4 separate regions of the Homo sapiens genome follow, and regions 1, 2 and 3 are each linked to region 4. Evidence: chromatin contacts called from ENCODE Hi-C or POLR2A ChIA-PET data. All regions are on one chromosome and are shown on one strand. Each heading gives the region's core, a stretch centred on a gene start or an enhancer-like site at or near the end of the contact. The rest is flanking DNA. Distances are from core to core; before and after follow the strand shown. Region 1 holds the start of DYNLRB2 (dynein light chain roadblock-type 2). Region 2 holds the start of TAT-AS1 (TAT antisense RNA 1). Region 3 overlaps ZNF19 (zinc finger protein 19). Region 4 holds the start of KARS1 (lysyl-tRNA synthetase 1).

Region 1 (3,267 bases), core at 757-3,256, 4.9 Mb before region 4:
TGTTTCCATTTACTAGAAAAGTATTCTTTACATTGCATGGAAATTTGTCCCAGATTATCTTTCATTCATTGACCCTGCTGTATTCAAATGAAAATTCCTTTTCTACATTACAGTGCTTTAAATATTTATAGAGCTATATCATGGCCTCCCTCTGTCTAAAAGTAGTCCTTATTGAGAAATCTTATTTTCATTAATGTGACCTAATCAGTTCGGATGATTAAATTTAAAGGATAGTCTATAAAAACAAAGTATTCCAGGATTCTAGGATTTTCTTGATAACTATAGCTTGCGTCTCAGTGCAAGCTGAATGTTCAACTATGAGTGATTATTCTGGAATCTATTATTGTGTTTTAAACTCATTCGGAATCTTATGTGTAGAGTGTATTGTATGTTTTCTTCCCCTGTAGAAAACTCAAAGACAAGAACGATCTTTTCCAAACCTGCAAATTTTTCATGACTGAGCAATCACTGGATATTTTGAATTCTGCAAATTCTCTTGATGAGGGTTTGCTATATTCTTTTTTCCTCAGTATTGCACAGGTGAACATTTTGTTACTTCAAGATAGTTTTCCTTTGTACTTGGTATGGGCAGGAGCACTTATTTTCTCTATTTCAGCATCAGAGCCAAGGTTTTCTTGACTTTAGGCATTTGTGTACTAGATTCATGATTCTTGCCATTATGAATGCCATGTATACTATTTATCTAGGTGTTCTTTAAATTATCTCACTGCTAAAAGCTTAAATAAATGCATTTTAAGAGGAAATCGTATGTCACTACCACAAATGGAAACCTGACGTTATTCCTCATAAATAGAAATAACTGTAAAACAAACAAAATGAACAAAATGAAGAGAGAGCCTATCATTAAATTCTACTGCAATGAAAGCTCTGAGCCTGAGGCCTGCTCTTCGGATGAAAAAATGGAAATTTCCAAATGACAGTGGTATTAAGGACCTAATAGCAACAGAAATTTTCTCCTGTATGTAGTCTGAAGGTTGAACAAAATGGAAGAGGAATAACTTTCTCACGATGTGATTCACTCTTATTTAGCATTTCTCGGCCATCTTATGTAGCAACGAATGTTTGCATCTGACTTTGAGAAACACTACACTAAACCGTAAGCGTTGAACAGGGGATCAATAATTCACTGCATTTTGGGCAATCTTTAAGACGATGTCCACAGCTTCTTACAGCCACTGTGTCCTTATTTATCTTTCTCCCTTTACTTATCTCCCAAACTCCTTTCTTTTCTTTCCCTGGCCTTTCCATTTCTCCACCCAGTTGTTTCTCTTCTCATGATTTGTAAGTGCTCCTAGTATAATTTCTTAATCCCCATCTCCAATCCCCGTTTCATTCTTCTCTTAACGCCCTTTGCTTTCCACAGTCTCTACTTTTTTTTTTCTTACCTCTTTTTCTGGGGGGGAGGGGGGCGGGTCTCCCATCACTTCTTTCCTTTTTCTTTATTTCCCTTTCTTCTTTCTCAGTATCTTCCCTTCTCACCCTTCCATTCCCTTGCTTTCCCTGTCCCACCTCTTCCTTCTCTCTAAGGGTCTGATTTTTTTTCCTCTCCATCTCGGCCTCCCGCCCCCTCTTTGGAAACTTTCCTGGCTCCCCGGATTTCTCACTCCCCTGAGCATTCTTCATCCTCTGAATCTCTCTCTTCCCTTTCTCAACATCACCCCTCCTTATGTACCATCCCCGCGAAATCAATTCCCAAAACAGCTTCCAGTCATCTAGACATCTTCTTGCCCCTTTCCAAGGTCTCCCTCTCGCCCCTCCAGGAAGATCCTGGAGCCACCAGCCTCCGCCGCGGCCCCTGGACCGCCCGTGCCTGGGTGGGCCCCAGAAGCTGGGTGCGAAGGTCCTTGACGGTCGGCGTGCTTGGAACGGCGGGGCGTGGACGGAGACCCCAGATTTACCATCGCGGAGGCCGCGAAACTCTGGGCTCAGGCCGGCGGCACAGCCTCCCGGGATGTCAACAACGCTACCCGCCGTTGCTAGGAGACAAAAAAGGAAGTGGCCCCACGGAAGCGTCAGGGCTGCGCCTGCGCGCTCGCGAGTCGGCTTTTTCGCCCTGACCGCGCTCCTGATGCCTCCCGGCCGCCGTAGGCGAAGGTTCGCGGAAGAGGGGAGCAGGCGCTCACCTGAGGTTCGCCCAATCCTGGAGCAGTGGGTCCCGGGAGGGAAGAGGGAAGTGGGTCAGGCTCCCGGCCTGTGTTTGTCCATTCATTCATTCATTGAGGCACGAATTAATGTGATAACCACTTATTCGTTCAAAAACTGCTGATTCACCACCCACCAGGTGCCAGGGAGACGGACAAAATGCACCAAACAAAATGCACGAAACAGTACCGGAAGCAGTAATGTCCACGTGTGATACTTGCCCTGGAGCAAGTAAGGAGGGGACAGGACCATCTGACTTCGGGGTTGGGCTGCTCTAGGGGTTTGGTGATAGTCTTAGCTGCCTGTGACCGTCCATTAGTACTGCCCTGTTCAGGGCAGATACTGTTCGCTCGCCTCCCAGTAGTTTTTATATTGAAGAAAAATATATCAGAGCATCAAATAGTACAACCTTATGTACTTAAAAAAATTACTTTCTATCTGTCTACTCTAAGATCAGTAGAGTAAGCACAGTTGCACATTTTATGTTCTCACCTAGTTATAGCACCCTCTTCCTGTTCTCAACTCCATTGAAGAGTTGCTACTTGTCAGTATTTCTGTTAGTTGTCAGTATCCATTAGGATCTGTATTTTTGCCATTTTAAAAATCAACAGTTCTGAGTTACTAAAAAATTGCAAATGGTAGTTCCGGAGGTTCTATACGTTGCCATAGAAGAGCATTCCATTGGGTGTTTAAGGAACTGTTGGAGGAAACACGTTAAAGATCAGTTAGGAATGATCAGAAGTCACTTGACCTTTTGAGGGACATTGATAATATCCTTATAGCCTAGGAGGAAAAGAGCCACTATTGTACGACGAAGCACAGCAGGAAAATTTTATGGCTGGAGTCGTGTTATGACTTCCTGAGGTTAGAGGAGGACAAATATTGATTACAAAATACAAGCTGTAAGTTGGGAATGCATCTTCATAGGGATCATGCCATAACAACTTCCTGTAATACCGATTCTGTTTGTGCATCCATTTCCAGAAAGTAGTCTCACACTGAACAAGGCATACATCGTGCTAGGAATGTCAACTGGATTCTGAATGGTCCATGTTAGGGGTGCTCTGGGACAGTTTTGAACTCATTGGCAGGCTTGGACTCGAT
Region 2 (3,282 bases), core at 476-2,975, 4.1 Mb after region 4:
GTACTGACTTTTGGAGTTACTTAAGAACCACAGTTCCTAAAACATTTTATTTGGGAGCTCAACTTCTGGCTTCCTACTTACCAAGAGGCAGTAAGTTATAACCTCTGGCCTTTGTCTTTACATTTTCAACTTTCTGGATCCCTAACCTCTGGTCCCAAGTTACTACGCTTGCCTATATCCACTAACCACTCACTAGGTCACAAAGTTGATGGCTCTGGCTTGACCCAGTGAATGAGAAGTGTCCTAGATGTTTTTTTTTTTTTTTTTTTTTCGCAAATCTTCATAGGCACAGTTGCCTGTTTAATTTTTTCTTCAGCCCTTCCCTTAGAGGAGGGAGCCTTAAGTTACCTTTCAAGGTTGGGGGTTAGGAATCTATCATAACTAGTCTAGAGATTTCTCACCAAGGGAAATTTTCCTTATCTAAAAGAGGAACTTCAGGTCTCAACCCTGCCAGTCACACCCAATTAATGTCCTTCACAAAAATAAACAGCATATGTTCCCTTTCAATTTGAGTTCAGTGAGCTCACAGCAAAATTTACCTTTTAATTTTCTTCAGCAAATCCAAGACGAATATACAAAGGATGAGATTAGATAAAGATTTCAGTTTCCCGTATGCCACCGCTGCCGCCAATTTTCCAAAAAAGCCTGGCTCCTCTTTTCCTGTTCCTCCATCCAAGCCCCCAAAGATCTCTAACCAGAAATAAACAGGAAGACTCAGTGATTTACAAAAGACATTTTAGTTTTACACGTACAGAAAATTCTACCCAGCATTACAGAATTCTTAGACTTCTTAAATTCCTGATTTTCCTTGGTATTTACATTTTGATAAGGGAGCCAATGGTTCTTCAAACATTTGAAAAGAACACATACACACTGGACAATTTCAAACGATACAAACAAACGCAACTGTCCTTCTTTCTCATTCCTGTCCTTCAGCCACCCAGTTTCTTCTCCCCTGAGGGAATCAGTTATCATTTGCTGGTCATACTTCCAGATTATACTGTGCCTATGTAAGTGTGTGTGTGTGTGTGTGTGTGTGCACTTTTCATTTTTTCAAATAAAGTATTACTCAACTTTGTAATTCTGCGCGCTCTGGAGGTCAAAGGAGGGATGGCATTGCTGGGGTGTCCCCCACATCCTGAGTGTCTCTAGATAAAAAGGAGCTACCGGGCGGCGGCTGCTTTCCACACAAGCTTAAAATTGCCAAGAGTCAACTGCCAGTTGCTTTGGGTGGTGGCGTCAGAGTGTCTTCAGATAACACGAAGAATGCGTGTAAAGATCGGAGACGGCCGGGCGCGGTGGCTCACGCCTGTAATCCCGGCACTTTGGGAGGCCGAGGCGGGCGGATCACGAGGTCAGAAGTTTGAGACCATCTTGACCAACTTGGTGAAACCTCGGCTCTACTAAAAATACAAAAATTAGCCAAGCGTGGTGACGCGCGCCTGTAATCCTAGCTACTTAGAAGGCTGAGGCAGGAGAATCGCTTGAACACCGGAGGCAGAGCTTGCAGTGAGCCGAGATGGCGCCACTGCACTCCAGCCTGGGTGACAGAGCGAGACTCCATCTCAAAAAAAAAAAAAAAAGGACCGGAAACAAGGGCTCTCAGCTGCGAATTCACCTTTTCTTTGTGTCCGAGCCCCGCCTACCGGGTAACTGGAGAGTATCAGGACTGGGTGCTACCAAGCGCCTCACAGCAGCCCCCAGCCGACACCAACATCCCAACCCTGGGCGACCCGCGGCTGCGCAGGCGCGGATGCATGTTTAGGGGGCTGCGCTAGTCAGTGCGCATGCGCCGTCGCTAGGCAACAGGACACAGCTCCGGGCGCCGGCGTAGAATCTGAGCTGCAGGTGAGGGTTAGTTCCTTTATTCGGCCTCTGCGTTCTCTTAGGATGTTACATTTTGTTTCCTTTTTCAGCCTGTCTACCCTGGTCACACCCTGCTTCGAGTTTCTCTTCCTCCTTTGCCCCCGGTTTGGGCTCTGACTGGTGGAATTGTTCCAGGAAGTTGACAAAACATCCTAGGCTTTTGTAATCACCTGTTAACCTTTCCCAGCTCTGGATCAGAAGCAGCAACTTCCATGAGTTGTGACGCAGAGCAGACAATTCTATTAGCTGGTGTTAGTTTCCAATGGTATAGCCCCTTGGAACTTTTCTCCAAAGAATCGTGGCCCTCACCGTCCGCAGTGCCTGACATTAGGATCTCTACTCAGCCAGAAAAATAAATCCACCCCCGTGCCTTTGTCAAAGACAAAGCAGGACAGTAAAGCGGTTGAGACAGGTTTTAACCAGTAATATACTAATGGAATAAGGAGGAGTCCAGCACGAACTGAACTCAACTTTGATTTGTACAAATGTTACTCAGACTTTAAAGGAAAAATGGGGAAATAGGGAAGGGGAGAGGAATGAGGGGGCGCTCAGAAGAGTGAGGGAAGTGAAAGATTACAAAAAGTGCGAAGTAGGGGTTAGTCCATGTGAAACCCATCTGGGTTTGTTAAAGGGTGTTTCTGGAAGTTAGGCTTTTATCCTCCTACAGATGCTGGGAGATAGGAGCCATATCTTAAGGTGTTGGCTGGAACAGTAAATTCCTTTGGCAGCCTGAGTTTTTTTAGGCAGGCCCTTTAAAGCGGGGCTGGAGTCATCCTAGAGATGCTACCTTGAACTGTTAGAGACTGTGTTAGAGTTTTGTTCAAGTCTGTTGAGGCCTAGTCCACAAATGGCTCAGAGGAACCTGGCTAGAGTTTGGTCAAGGAGAGAATTTTTGTTACTCCGCATATTCTGCACATTATTCTGTGTGAGGTGTTGTATTTTACGTACCCTGAAGTTTGAATTATTGCATATATGTTGGAAAAGAACTGAATTCTCAGTACATATTATTTATATCCTTATTTATTTTAAACAATTTAGGTTTATTTACAAACAAGTTTCATATAATGTTATAGAACCTGCAAATACAGATGCTCTCTATAGGCCAAATTGTTTCACAGCACCTTCCAAAGAGGCAGTCAGTCATTTGCTAAGGTTAAGGTTGAAGCTGTATAGGAGGTGATGCCCAATTCCTCAAAGAAAACAATAAACAGAAGAACTAGCACATGTGTGTCTTAATTTTTGTGTGTTTCAAATGTAGAAAAGAATTATTGGTCTTTAACTCATTTGATAGCCTAAATTTAATGTATTTTTACGTTATACCATATTTAAAAAGTAAAGCTGTGGGAGTGTTCCCTTTGGCAGTGCATATTCTAAAATTGGAACAATACAGAGAAGATTAGCATGGTACTAGCAAAC
Region 3 (3,582 bases), core at 538-3,037, 4.2 Mb after region 4:
GAGGGGAACAAAACACCATTCTGCTTACCAGAGGGAAAATGGAGAGTGACTGCTGATGGTTATGAGGTTCCTTTGGGGAGATGAAAATGTCCTGAAACTGATTGTGGTGATGTTTGCGCAAGTCTCTGAACACACTAAAACCTATTTAATTTTATACTCTGCATTGATGAATTGTATGGTGTGTGAATTAAATGTTAATAAGGCAGGTGTGTGTGTGTGTGTTCAGTATTTTTGAAACTAAATTCTTTCACCTTCTTGCCTGAAACCAGCTCCTCTTCTTCAATTCCTGATCTCAGCTAATGGCACCTTCATCTATCAGGTCATCCAAAATTCATGGCTATTATAGATTGCTCTGGCTGCCTTGTATTCAGTCATTAAAAAAAAAAATGTCCACCGTTTTCACTTCCTAAATAGTTACTTAATATATCCCTCCTTAGACCTGGTCTTTCTTTCTTTTTGTTTTTTTTTGTTTTTTTGGTTTTTTTTTTTTTTGAGATGGAGTTTTGCTTTTGTCGCCCAGGCTGGAGTGCAATGGCACAATCTCGGCTCACTGCAACCTCCACCTCTCGGGTTCAAGCAATTCTCCTGCCTCAGCCTCCCGAGTAGCTGGGATTACAGGTGCCCGCCATTACGCCTGGCTAATTTTTGTATTTTTAGTAGAGACGAGGTTTCACCACGTTGACCAGGCTGGTCTCGAACTCCTGACCTCAGGTGATCTGCCCGCCTTGGCCTCCGAAAGTGCTGGGATTACAGGCGTGAGCCACCGCGCCTGGCCTGCTGACCTGGTCTTTCTTAACGTGTCTGGGTCTTTACCTCTAAGGAGGACAGCTTTTTTGTGCAAAGACCCTTTGGCAGTCTGGTGACACCTTCAAAACCAATGAACATACAATTAAACAGTTTTTTAGAATTTGTGATACAGAAATATAAGTGCAGCTTTACCAACGTGATGAAATGTAATGACAAGACTTGAGGTGGGCCCGATAACAACAAGGACAATTTCAAATTAGTGACGAGAATAGCCATATTCTGAGATCTGCATCAACTGTAATGTGATATGAAAATATCTGTGATTTCTATCGGTGACAGTCACAGATACGGCTGATACTACAGTAGTTTGTTGCCAACATAGAAGAAAATGCTAAATTTCGGTTAGAGATTAGCGAAAACAATGATATACTTTCTTTCCTATTCAAGGTCTCTGAGGATCCCCGGGTGGAAACTCCTCCCGGGAGTAAAACCACACAACCACTGAGAAGACCGCTCCGGCATCCTAGAGAGTACGCGTGTGAGCCTGGGTGCAAGGCCAAAGTAGTGACGCACTTCCGTTCACGCACCGCTTTCTGTTTTTCCTGAGGTGAGTGTTGGGGTTTGTCGCCTAGGAGTCCTTGCTAGGCTCAGGCACTGCACCTCTAGAGAAGGCTGTCGGCTTCGTCCCTGCTGCCTCAGTGGAGGGAGACAGGGCGGCCCCTCCGGGACCGGGGAGCGGAGGCTGCTCGCGGGCCGGTCCCGGTCTCCCTCTGGTGCCTTCGCTCCCCCACGCCTGCATCGGCGCCTTGGGAAATGGAGGCTGTGGATATGGGCGGCTGGATGGAAGGGACGCCTCTGTTCTCGACGCCGCCCAAACCCCATCTGCTCATTGGGCCACAGCTGCTTACTGAGCAGCTATGTGCCAGTTCCTGCTCTAGATTCCGGGGATGCAGCGGTGAATGAGGCGGGGCGTGGGCCCCGCCCCCAGGAAGCTTTCCGCCCAATGGGAAAGTCATGTATTAATCAAATCTGGTTATTTCACTCCACCTGCCCGTGACTTAGTGCACGTAGATCGAAGACCAAGTTCTTGACGTGCACAAAGTGTGGCTTTGTCCCTTGTGACTTCTTCAGCATCATCTAACAGCACACTCTCCTTTGACTGCTACTACAGTGTTCTTGATCCTTCACTACTAGAACATGGCTTTTGCGTATGCTGTTACTTTTGTAAAGATTTCCTTCATACCTTAGTTAATTTATTTTCTTAAGCTTCCCATCCACGTTAGTTTCCCCTGGCAGTGATTTAAATTGTGGACTTAAAAGTTATTTGAGAGAATCTTGATTAATGTGTCTTTCCTTTAGACTAAGCTCTGCGAGGGACAGGATCATGCCCCTTCTCTCTCTACTTCATCTGTTGTGTGTCACACGTGGCCTTGCATGAAATATGTATGAGATAAATATTTGTTGAATGAAGAAAGCACAAATCAATATATAATTTCAAACTGGATTAAGTGGTATATAGGAAAAGGAGTACGGTGCGAGTGGAGTGTTTAACAGAGACACCTGACCTGGTCTGTAGAGCGATCATGATCTGAAGGTGAAGGGTGGATAGATTACTGGAGAGAATGGCGGCTAGATTACTGGAGAGAATGGCAGGCAGAGAATCTCAGTTGTAATGGTTCTGAGATTGGAGAAGAGTAGTTCATACAGAAGAAACAGCAGGTATGAAGGTCCTGAGTTAGCACAGAGGAAACTGAAAGAAGGCCATTGTAGCTAAACTAAGAGAAAAGAGGGTGGCGGCACAAGATGAGGCTCGCAGAAAACAGCATCATGCATTAAGTCCCTGTAGGGAAGATGCTGGCTTTTTATAGAATATTGCTGTTTAACTAGAATACAAAGTGTCTGTAAGAGATGATATAGTTAAAACAATAACCCAGATGTTTTAGTGTGTTGAGTTGGCCCTTCAGGGTCCTTTGGTAATCAGTTTCTGGTTTTCATGGCCCTTGAGTGGGGCAATGAACAAAAAAGATGCCTGCTCCAGGTCCAAGTAAAGGAAGACTTGCTCTGAGATTTTTTTCCTGAGTTTTCTTGGCCATTCTTGTCTATTATTTTATGTTAACCTTAAAATCATTTTGCCAGTTCTAAAAGCATTCCTGTTAGGATTACTATTGGAAAGAATTTAGTGTAGTTATTAAAAGCAGGAGGCGGTGCCTCACGCCTGTAATCCCATCACTTTGGGAGGCCGAGGTGGGTGGATCGCTAGAGGCCAGTAGTTTGAGGACTAGTCTGGGCAATATGATGAAACCCTGTCTCTACTAAAATTACAAAAATGAGCCAGGTGTGGTGGCACATGCCTGTAATCCCAGTTACTTGAGAGGCTGAGGCAGGAGAATTGCTTGAACCTGGGAGGCCGTGGTTACAGTCAGCTGAGATCACGCCATTGCACTCCAGCCCAGGTGACAGTGAGATTCTTGTCTCAACAAACAAACAAACAGACAAAAACATGACCTTTGAAGCCTGGCAGATCTAGTGTGGGATCCGAGTTCATCCATTCACCAGCTGAGTGATCTTGGTAGAAGAAATTATTCTCTTAGCCTTGTCTTCTCATTTGGGAAAAATTAAAGGTTCAAAAGATTGTTGTGAGGACTAAATAAGAGAATATGTATTTTTCATCCAAAAGCATGATACTTGCTATTTTTAACCTTTTATATTCTCAGTCAAATTTATTTTTAAAAATAAAGGTCTGAGATTCTTCTTGTTAGGTTTCGCTCTGAGTTTATTGGTGTCTTTTGCTTGTTTTGCTCTTCATTTAGCTTGGTGTTGGTGAGGACAGGCTCT
Region 4 (3,087 bases), core at 366-2,865:
GAGCCGCCGCGCCCGGCCAAGAGAGAATTTTCTATATACTTTTTGTAACTTTTGAATATAGAACCATGTCAATATTCTAGTCAATGGTAAAGTAAATTAAAACTAGACCAAGAAGCTGGGTGTGATGGCTCACGCCTGTAATCCCAACACTTTGGGACACCGAGACGGGAGGATCGCTTGAGCCCAAGAGTTCGAGACCTGTCAGGGCAACACAACGAGACCCCCATCTCTACAACAATTTTTTTTTTAATTTAGCGGGACGTGGTGGCGCGGGAGTGTAGTTCCAGCTACTTGGGAGGCTGAAGCCGGAGATTCGCTTGAGCCCAGGAGGTCCAGGATGCAGTAGGTCGTGATCGCGCGGCTGCATCACAGCCTGGGCGACGGAGCGAGCCCCCACTCAAAAATTAAAAAATAAAAACGACGAGAGGCCAGACGTGGTGGCTCACTCCTGTAATCCCAACACTTTGGGTGGCCGAGGCAGGAGGATCGCTTGAGCTCAGGAGTTCAGACCAGCTTAGGTAACAGAGACCCATCGCAAAAAAAGAACAATAATAAACAACAAGGGAGCGAGAAGGCAAGAAAATGGTGCAAATTTACCCGGATGTCAACAGGGGGCGGGGCCAAGCGCTGCTACCGAAGATGCCAAGATGGACGCCAGGCAGCCAGGAGAAAGATCCCAACCCCACCCGCGCAGATATCCGCGAGGCCCCGCGCTCAGCCTCCTCACCCCCGCTATCCGCGGCCTCCGGGTCCTCCTCCGCCTTCCGCTTGAGCTTCTGGGAGGAGGGGCTCACCGGCGCGTCCCCCAGCAGGTACTTATGCTCCTGGCCCCGCAGGTGCTTGAGGTAGCGGTCCTTCAGGGACTGCCACGAGTGCTGCGTGAGCGAGCTCTTCTCCATCGCTTTCCACAAGGCGTTACCGGTGACGGAGCTGGGCGAGCGGGCATTTTCCTTCACGTAGGTAAGGATGGCTACGTCGTCCGCATCCGTGAAGGCGATCCGCCCGGCGTGCCGCTGCGGCTCCGGCTCCGCGGCGCCCTCGGCCAGGGCCCCGGGCTTTGCTTCCGAGCCGGTGTCCGCCGCCGAGGCGGGGCCCAGCCGATAGGCCTCCAGCTCCAGCCTCTCGTTGCGCTCCACGCAGTCCAGGATGTACTGCGTGGAGATGAAATCACCCGAGGCCTCGGCCAGCGCCTCCCCGGGCTGGGCCAGCAGCACGGCCCCGGGCTCCTGCACTCGGCACACGGTGCCGCCGCCGTGCAGGATGAGCGTCGACAGCCGACGCTTGGCCGGGCTGGGCCGCACGTAGAAGGACATGGAGCTGCCGTCGTCCCTCACGAACAGAGTCGAGGAATGGGTGGGCCCGTTGGGGTCTTTGCCCAAATCCATCGCCTCCGCCATGTCTGACGCCGAGCACTACTAGAAGAGCTACCCCCTCGCGAGCGCCTGGCACACAGAGCTCAACTGACTGAGCTGTCACCGCAGACGCCTCTGCCGCGAAGCGCAGCACTGGGCCTGCGCAGCAGCAGCCGCGGCGCATCGAGAGTGCCCGCCCCCTCTCCCCCGGAAGAGGTGGGGCTTCGCACCTTGACCTGGAAATTAACGTACTATCCTCCTTACTTTTGGGTCGGGCCCTCCGGGAAGATGGCGGCCGTGCAGGCGGCCGAGGTGAAAGTGGATGGCAGCGAGCCGAAACTGAGCAAGAAGTGAGTGTCGCTGCGAGTCTTTAAAGCCTTTGCGGTAGGAGAGTCTGGGCTGGGAAGCGCCGCGAGGTTCCCACCAAGGCTGCTGTGCCGGGGCCTTCTTGCCGGCTCTCGTGGGTACGCACATGCTGAGACGTGGTGGCTGCGCCCTGCAGACCACGTACCCCGGGATACCCCGGGCACGCCGGCTCCCCGTTCCCAGCTGGCACCGGCGGGATGCTCCCTATCATACTCCTAGAGTTAAGAGACTGTGGAGGAGGAACTAGGACGAGAACTAAGAGTTATCAGAAAAGAAAAGCGAAACTTCCTGCTTAGCTTCATCCTCCTTTCTGAGAAATGCATTCTTTTGTTGAGCCACTCAGTAAACGTGGAAGTTGGAGAAATGTTAAATACCCTAGCTTTTCAGAAAGACCTTCAAAATTTTCTGGGCCTCACTAAGGTCATTCTGAACGTTATGTATTAAAAGGGATCAGTTCTAAAACTGTCATGCATCTACCCGTATGGGTTATTCAGTAGATACCTGTGAGTATTAAGTGATCAACGTCTAACAGTAGAGACCATCTTAATTCAGCCTGATATCTTTGTTAACCACTCCCAAATCCCTGGAGTATGTAGGTTAACATAGATAAGTCAGGATTAGCCACCCTTTAACTGGCTGTCTTATATTCTCATTAGCGTTCCCCATTTGAACCACAGAACACAGGTAATTGAGTGTTTTATCATTGCTAGGAAGATGGTACATAGTACCATTCCAGAGGCATACGAGAGGGCTTAATCCCCGTGGCGCGCACTTGTTATCCCAGCTACTCGGGAGACTGAGGCAGGAGAATCGCTTTAACCCAGGAGGCGGAGGTTGCAGTGTGCTGAAGTCGTGCCACTGCACTCCAGCCTGGGAGACTTGAGGTAGTGGTCCTTCAGGGACTGCCAGAAGTGCTGCGTGAGCGAGCCCTTCTCCATCGCTTTCCCCAAGGAGTTACTGAGACGGAGCCAGACCCTGAATGAAAAAGAAAAGAGAAATGATGTTTCTTTTTTTTTTTTTTTAAGATGGAGTCTCGCTCTGTCGCCAGGCTGGAGTGCAGTGGCGCGATCTCAGCTCACTGCAACCTTCGCTGCCAGGGTTCAAGCGATTCTCCTGCCTCAGCCTCCCGAGTAGCTGGGATTACAGGCGTGTGCCACCATGGCTGGCCAATTTTTGTATTTTTAGTAGAGACAGGGTTTCACCATGTTGGGCAGGATGGTCTCAATCTCGTTACCTTGTGATCCGCCCACCTTGGCCTCCCAAAGTGCTGGGATGACAGGCGTGAGCCTGAGCCACCACCCCTGGCCTGATGTTTCCTTTTGTGTCCCTGGCTTTGTGCTTCAAATATCTTAGAAAAAGTATAAGAGAA

Evidence for each region. Hi-C counts contacts between places; a loop is a spot of excess contacts on that map. ChIA-PET counts read pairs that join two places held with the same protein, here RNA polymerase II (POLR2A). Pooled maps may share reads with other maps.
Region 1: a loop to region 4 is called in a pooled map, with 9 times the contacts of the local background. The contact joins the promoter of DYNLRB2 here to the promoter of KARS1 in region 4. A Hi-C loop is called at or near these places in 4 of 50 pooled maps.
Region 2: a loop to region 4 is called in a pooled map, with 8 times the contacts of the local background. The contact joins the promoter of TAT-AS1 here to the promoter of KARS1 in region 4. A Hi-C loop is called at or near these places in 5 of 50 pooled maps. POLR2A ChIA-PET finds 5 or more read pairs at or near these places in 3 of 52 experiments (CD4-positive, alpha-beta T cell, RWPE1 and activated T-cell).
Region 3: a map of B cell shows a loop between it and region 4 (29-fold over the local background). The contact joins the enhancer-like site here to the promoter of KARS1 in region 4. A Hi-C loop is called at or near these places in 2 of 168 maps with a recorded cell type or tissue (B cell and naive thymus-derived CD4-positive, alpha-beta T cell) and 5 of 50 pooled maps.

The regions. Positions count from the first base shown.
Region 1 is chr16:80,539,732-80,542,998 of GRCh38, reverse strand. It overlaps DYNLRB2 (dynein light chain roadblock-type 2), which reads right to left and starts at 2,006. Exons shown (of 4, transcript NM_130897.3): 1 at 1,920-2,006. The coding sequence starts at 1,922. The region is part of intron 1 of DYNLRB2-AS1 (DYNLRB2 antisense RNA 1); the gene reads left to right. RefSeq lists an enhancer at 1,866-1,955.
Region 2 is chr16:71,563,459-71,566,740 of GRCh38, reverse strand. TAT-AS1 (TAT antisense RNA 1) reads right to left here and starts at 1,725. Exons shown (of 3, transcript NR_103852.1): 1 at 1,619-1,725; 2 at 540-690. It overlaps TAT (tyrosine aminotransferase), which reads left to right. Exons shown (of 12, transcript NM_000353.3): 12 at 1-1,081. LOC124903710 (a long non-coding RNA gene) reads left to right here and starts at 1,801. Exons shown (of 2, transcript XR_007065106.1): 1 at 1,801-1,848; 2 at 1,917-3,088. It also overlaps the pseudogene RNU6-1061P. RefSeq lists an enhancer at 774-1,305.
Region 3 is chr16:71,482,361-71,485,942 of GRCh38, reverse strand. ZNF19 (zinc finger protein 19) reads left to right here. Exons shown (of 6, transcript NM_006961.4): 2 at 1,195-1,354. Among named protein-coding and RNA genes, the nearest start is that of ZNF19, 5.2 kb to the left of the region's middle. RefSeq lists a silencer at 1,319-1,598 and an enhancer at 1,166-2,075. Within about 2 kb of position 1,787, at least 41 of the 41 ENCODE cell types and tissues checked have a DNase peak (open chromatin) inside an H3K27ac peak, as active enhancers do; they include B cell, where a contact is called at or near this core.
Region 4 is chr16:75,646,193-75,649,279 of GRCh38, reverse strand. KARS1 (lysyl-tRNA synthetase 1) reads left to right here and starts at 1,615. Exons shown (of 14, transcript NM_005548.3): 1 at 1,615-1,702. The coding sequence starts at 1,641. TERF2IP (TERF2 interacting protein) reads right to left here and starts at 1,507. Exons shown (of 3, transcript NM_018975.4): 1 at 728-1,507. The coding sequence starts at 1,397. RefSeq lists enhancers at 1-585, 383-652, 586-1,543, 1,583-1,762 and a silencer at 963-1,082.